Regions from separate parts of the Homo sapiens genome. Here region 1 is linked to region 2. A link is a contact called in ENCODE Hi-C data. All regions are on one chromosome and are shown on one strand. Each heading gives the region's core, a stretch centred on a gene start or an enhancer-like site at or near the end of the contact. The rest is flanking DNA. Distances are from core to core; before and after follow the strand shown. Region 1 holds the start of AQP3 (aquaporin 3 (Gill blood group)). Region 2 holds the start of ENHO (energy homeostasis associated).

The links. Hi-C counts contacts between places; a loop is a spot of excess contacts on that map. Pooled maps may share reads with other maps.
Region 1: a loop to region 2 is called in a map with no recorded cell type, with 12 times the contacts of the local background. The contact joins the promoter of AQP3 here to the promoter of ENHO in region 2. A Hi-C loop is called at or near these places in 8 of 37 single-sample maps with no recorded cell type and 4 of 50 pooled maps.

Annotation. Positions count from the first base shown.
Region 1 is chr9:33,446,141-33,448,935 of GRCh38, reverse strand. AQP3 (aquaporin 3 (Gill blood group)) reads left to right here and starts at 1,343. Exons shown (of 6, transcript NM_004925.5): 1 at 1,343-1,513. The coding sequence starts at 1,406. RefSeq lists a silencer at 1,168-1,357.
Region 2 is chr9:34,521,509-34,524,293 of GRCh38, reverse strand. It overlaps ENHO (energy homeostasis associated), which reads left to right and starts at 1,304. Exons shown (of 2, transcript NM_198573.3): 1 at 1,304-1,517; 2 at 2,438-2,785. The coding sequence starts at 2,599. RefSeq lists silencers at 879-1,248, 1,269-1,378 and an enhancer at 2,008-2,560.

The DNA.
Region 1 (2,795 bases), core at 94-2,593, 1.1 Mb after region 2:
TGATGGAGCAAGACCCTACTCTTTAAAAAGAGAGAGAGGGCAAGGTTGTCCCATGATCCCCCTCAGATAGGGCTGACTCCCCCATAATTAAGTTTGCTTAAAGAGGCAGACTTGCTGGGCTCAGTGGCTCACGCCTGTAATCCCAGCACTTTGGGAGGCTGAGGCGGGTGGATAACTTGTGGTCAGGAGTTCGAAATCAGCCTGGTCAACATGGTGAATCCCCATCTCCACTAAAAAAACAAAAATTAGCTGGGCATGGTGGTGTGCACCTGTAATCCCAGCTAATCGGGAGGCTGAAGCAGGAGAATCACTTGAACCTGGGAGGTGGAGGTTGCAGGGAGCCGAGATCACGCCATTGCACTCCACCTAGGCGACAGAGAGAGACTCCGTCTAAAAAAAAAAAAGAGACAGACTCTTCCTTGGCTGGGGGTAAGTCAGATGGGAGAGGAGAGGGTTAAAAACAGCTGGGACTCAGCCTGCTGGCAAACATGTGGCATGTGGCATGTCGGGGCAACTGCAGCTCAGCCTCTGGAGCCATGTGAGCAATGCACGCAGGTACACGTGTGACAAGCTAGGTCACCTAGCCATGTTCAACAGGCATGTGCACAGCCACGAGGAATGCCCAGCCGTACAATTAGGCACACAGGACATCCGCCATGTGTAGACACAGCTGTGGACATAGCTGGCCAGGACATGCGACACACGACGTGCTCATAGCACAGGGAGAAGGGCCCATGAAGTCTGGTTGGAACTCAGCACGTGTGTCTGTGTGCCCACCTGAGTCTGGACTGCTGCCCCTCTGACACTAGCTGTCCCCTTGAAGGGTCGGTGCCTTATCTGTCCTGACAGAAGAGACAGTGTTGCTTCTCACTTGGGGCTCGCAGCCTCCTCCTCCTGCCTCGAACTGAGGATCTGTTGGGTCCAGTCATCCTGGAGAGATGCGGCCAGTTTCTTTCTGACAGGTCTCCTCCTGCCCGCAAGGAAGTGGGGTGATCACAGGGCGCAGGTGGTCTCTATGACAGCTGCATCCTCTCCAGCCATGGCCCTGAACCCTGCCTATAATCCCACCATTGGCTCTCAGATCTGCCTAAGCCTCTCAGCCCCCTTGACGTCCCCTCCCTTAAGCGCCCTCCGAAGGCCACCCGTCCCTCAAAGCTCCTCACACTCCATGCCCGCAGCTCCCTCCACCCGGCGTCCGCACCAGCCTCCCAGCCGAGGTGGGGCGGGGGCGAGGGGGCGCGCACTCCTCGGCGCTCCGGGACTGCAGGGCGGGGCTGCAGGGCGGGCGGGGCCCGTGTCTCCAGCGCTCCTATAAAGGGAGCCACCAGCGCTGGAGGCCGCTGCTCGCTGCGCCACCGCCTCCCGCCACCCCTGCCCGCCCGACAGCGCCGCCGCCTGCCCCGCCATGGGTCGACAGAAGGAGCTGGTGTCCCGCTGCGGGGAGATGCTCCACATCCGCTACCGGCTGCTCCGACAGGCGCTGGCCGAGTGCCTGGGGACCCTCATCCTGGTGGTGAGTGGAGGGAGCCGGGGAAGCCCTTCTCTCTCCAGCCCTTGCACTCCCCAAACTCTCACTTCCCCGAAGGGGCTGTGTTTTCCAAGGTAGCCTGGACCCACCTCCCCAGCTGTGACCCCCACGCTTAACCGCGGAGGATCAAGCTGACTTCCAAAGTCCTCTTCCCCACGGTTCTAACCCCCTCTCTGACAGCTCCGACTCTTGCCAGAATGACAGCTGTTACTCCCCAGTGATAGTGCCGATCGTTTACCCTCCCACAAGTGACTCAGCCAACAGGCTGGGGGCAGCGGTCACGCTTGCAGTCTGGGACAGCCAGCCACTTCCCCTGCCTCCCACACCCCTCCAGATTCCCAGAATCCCAGCCCCCAGATGTAGGGGAGGGGGCGGAGGCAAATGAGCCATTATTAGGTTATTTGGGTCCTGGGTGTCTGGCCTCTAATGAATAATTAAGCCTCAAAAAGTCCAAAGGTTGAAGTGAGTGAGGACAGTTTGCACGAGTGGGGGCAGAGGGTGCAGGCCACATGGGCTGCGAACAGCGAAGTGGGAAGGGAGGCAGATTCTGACGGTAGAAGGGTGGGAGGAAGCTAGGCCCAGGCACAGAGGACGCGTGTCTAAAGTTGCTCACCTGGTGCTCAGCGACTCCCAGGCCCTGTCTGTTATCCAGACAGATGCTGTCAGCGTCTGTGCAGAAGACGACAAGCATTCTGGTTACTCCCTGGCCTCTTGGTTACTCTGTGGGTTCTCTGAGTGAGCATTTCCCTGCCTGAGTTACTCCTCAGTCCTAGTTACTCCTTGGTCACACCAGTTTCACCCTGGTTTTGTTCTGAGTGACTCTGTTTGCACTTCTTAGGTCTGGCAGACCCACCAGTTATGTTCTATTTCCTGTCCCAGTTACTCTGATTTTTCAGCCGCTCATGTGGTTACACCTGTTTTCCTCTGTGTTCAGTTGCTACATTGCAGTGAGTGGGTTACTCCGTTCCTGCCCCAGCCCTGGGTAGTACAGACCAGCTGGCCCACTGTGGACTAGGAAGCCTAACTAAGGGCAAGTAGGGATCCCCAAATGGTTGAGGATCAGGATCTATGGGCAGAGGAGGGCTGAAACCCACTTCTGGCTTCCAAGAATAGGAAGTGGGGAAGCCACAGGGGGCATTTTATCCACAGCCTCCCATAAGATTAGTCGTCCTATCAGCCAGCCCTAGCCCCTCTCTCCTGTGCCAAGAAGGCAATAGGAGGTGGCCTTTATCACTCTCCTGCCTCGGAGCCCTCACTCCTATCGGAG
Region 2 (2,785 bases), core at 55-2,554:
GAGATGTGATCGATCTGCTATAAATTAGTGAATAACAACCCTGAGAGGTAGCATTACAACCATTTTACAGATGAGGAAGCTGAGGCTAAGAGAGATTTAGTAACTTGCTCAAGATCACAAAGTTAGTAAGTGAACCAGGAATCAATACTGCCCCGATTACAGTAGGCACTTAGTTATATGAGTCTAGGATTCCAGAGAGAAGTTAAGGCTAGACTTGGGAGCACTGGGAGTCTTCATGATATAGCTTCAGGGATGTGATCCTCCAAGGAGAGCATGTAGAGCGGGATGAGAAGACGGCCGGATCAGAATAGGTGACAATCACTGGCCTGTGAAGGTCGGGGAGGACAAGGTCTACCTCACTGCTCCTGTCCAAGCTATCTTCTTCTTAGGGGAGCTTTTAGGATGGCAAGGCAGGATTTCCACCACGCCTGCACCTATTCCAGCCAGGGCAGAACCATCGCTCAGGACACTCCATTTCTGTCCCAGACTCCCCAACAGCCTGGCAGCAAGCCTGCGACCAACACTGGGTAGGAACTCAGTAAATGTGTCCAAAGAACCTGTGTTGCCAGAGATTTTCACACCTCTTAGGGCCAGGGAACCTGGGGCCCTCTAAAGTGGGAATGCAGAGTCCACACCCAGGTGGCAGAGGGAAGTGCGGGACTGCACTATAGGCGGTTCCCTAGGTGAGGAGATTCAGTCTCCTGCCAGGTGTGGGGACGCGGGGCCTTCCTCCGGATGACTTACTTAAGAGACCTCTCCCAGATACAGAGGGGTGGTTTCCTCACATGTGGAAATGCAGAGGCCTTGGCCTTTCTCGGATGTGGGGTGTACAACCCTTCCAGGTGTAGAAGGTGCAAGAAATCCCTACCAGAGGTTAGGCCTTGCCCCCACCCCATCCCCTCTCCCGGGAAGGATCCAGGGCCAGCTACTCCTTCGGCCCTCCTCCCGCCCCGCGCCGGCACGAGAGGCGGGCTGGTCCCCACCTCAGCGCACCACCAATGGTGCGGGAACCGGGGTTCGGCCAGCCAATTGAGTGGCGGCAGCGGCGCTGGGATGGCTCCGCCCCCGGGCCGCAGGCCGCCGGCCTCCCAGGAGGCGAGGCTCTTCGCTGTTTTTGCTGGCCGCCGAGCCCGGCCGAGCCCAGCCGAACGTAGCCGAGCCCAGCCGAGCCCAACCGAACGCAGCCGAGCCCAGCCGAACACCGCGCAGCTCCCGCCGCCGCCGCCCGAGCGCTGCCGAGCGAGCGAGCGCCGCGGCCGCGGAGGAGGTGCGGCCCCAAGGGGAGGAGGTGCCCGCTCACCGCAGACCGCCCGCGGCAGAGGCCGCCCCGGTCGCGCCGCGGCGGGAGCGGCCGGTGGAGGCTGCGCGGCCGAGGGGGAGGGCCGGGGGAGCGGACGTCGCCTCTGCTGGTCTCCCACCTCCCGCCGCCCCCCGCCCGCAGGCTCCCAAGCCTTAGTCGGCGCCGAGCATCCCGCTGCCCCGGACCCTCCCGCGGGCGCGCACCAGGCTCAACTCAGGTAAGAAGGGCCTCCCGCCACGGGCACGGGGGCCAAGAACACGCGACCCGAAGATGGAGATAAAGAGACAGAGACACACTGCCGCGGAGAGAGACGAACACAAAGACAGAGACACAGGAACCACCGAAAAGACCCCACGGAGAAGGGGATAGGGACACGTCCATGGGAACAGAGGGGGATACAGCCTGGAAGAGAGAGAGAGACACAGAGACTGATGCAGAGATACACAGAGACACACTGGTAGAGAAATGAGACATAGAGGAGACATACTCAGAGATGGGGACACACGGAGAGGCAGCCACACACACAGAGGTGGGTGTGCAGAGGCACAGGCACACATCCAACGGAGGGACAGTGAGACACCAGACACACACACACACCTGACCCAGAGAGGCAGCCCCACATAGAGGCACACAGCCCTGGACGCACAGAGCCTGCACATGCCTGCCAGGGCCTCCACAAAGTTCCCTCTGTGCAAGCTGGCGCCTCTGGAGGTCTCCTGGTCGGGCTGGCTGGAGTCCTGGGAGAGAGGAGGCGCCCAGGCCACACCAGAGCTGCTTACAACCCCCATCCTTTTGGGCTGGGGGCTTCCTGGATCCCACCCACCAACAGAGGGCTTTTGAGGGCTGCAAGCTTGGTGGGCAGGACCAGGGCATGCCCACCAGGTCTAAGGAGAATGAGATGACGGCTGCCTACTGCAGCTTCCCCACGGTGGCTACACACTCATTCAGGTGGCCAGAACCAAGCCTGTGGATGGGGGTGATGGCTCTGTGGGGTATTCGAGCCTGTTGGGACCCAAGGTCTTTCACCAGGGAGGCCAGAAATGTGGGAGGGAGGCTCTCTTCCCTACCTCTCTCCTCCTAGGCCTCACCCCACCCTTCCTCCTCACCACCCTCTCCTTTACTGTATACCCCCAACAGGCTCAGGACTGCAGGTAGACATCTCCACTGCCCAGGAATCACTGAGCGTGCAGACAGCACAGCCTCCTCTGAAGGCCGGCCATACCAGAGTCCTGCCTCGGCATGGGCCTCACCATTGAGGCAGCTCCACTGTCTGTGCTGGTCTGAGGGTGCTGCCTGTCATGGGGGCAGCCATCTCCCAGGGGGCCCTCATCGCCATCGTCTGCAACGGTCTCGTGGGCTTCTTGCTGCTGCTGCTCTGGGTCATCCTCTGCTGGGCCTGCCATTCTCGCTCTGCCGACGTTGACTCTCTCTCTGAATCCAGTCCCAACTCCAGCCCTGGCCCCTGTCCTGAGAAGGCCCCACCAC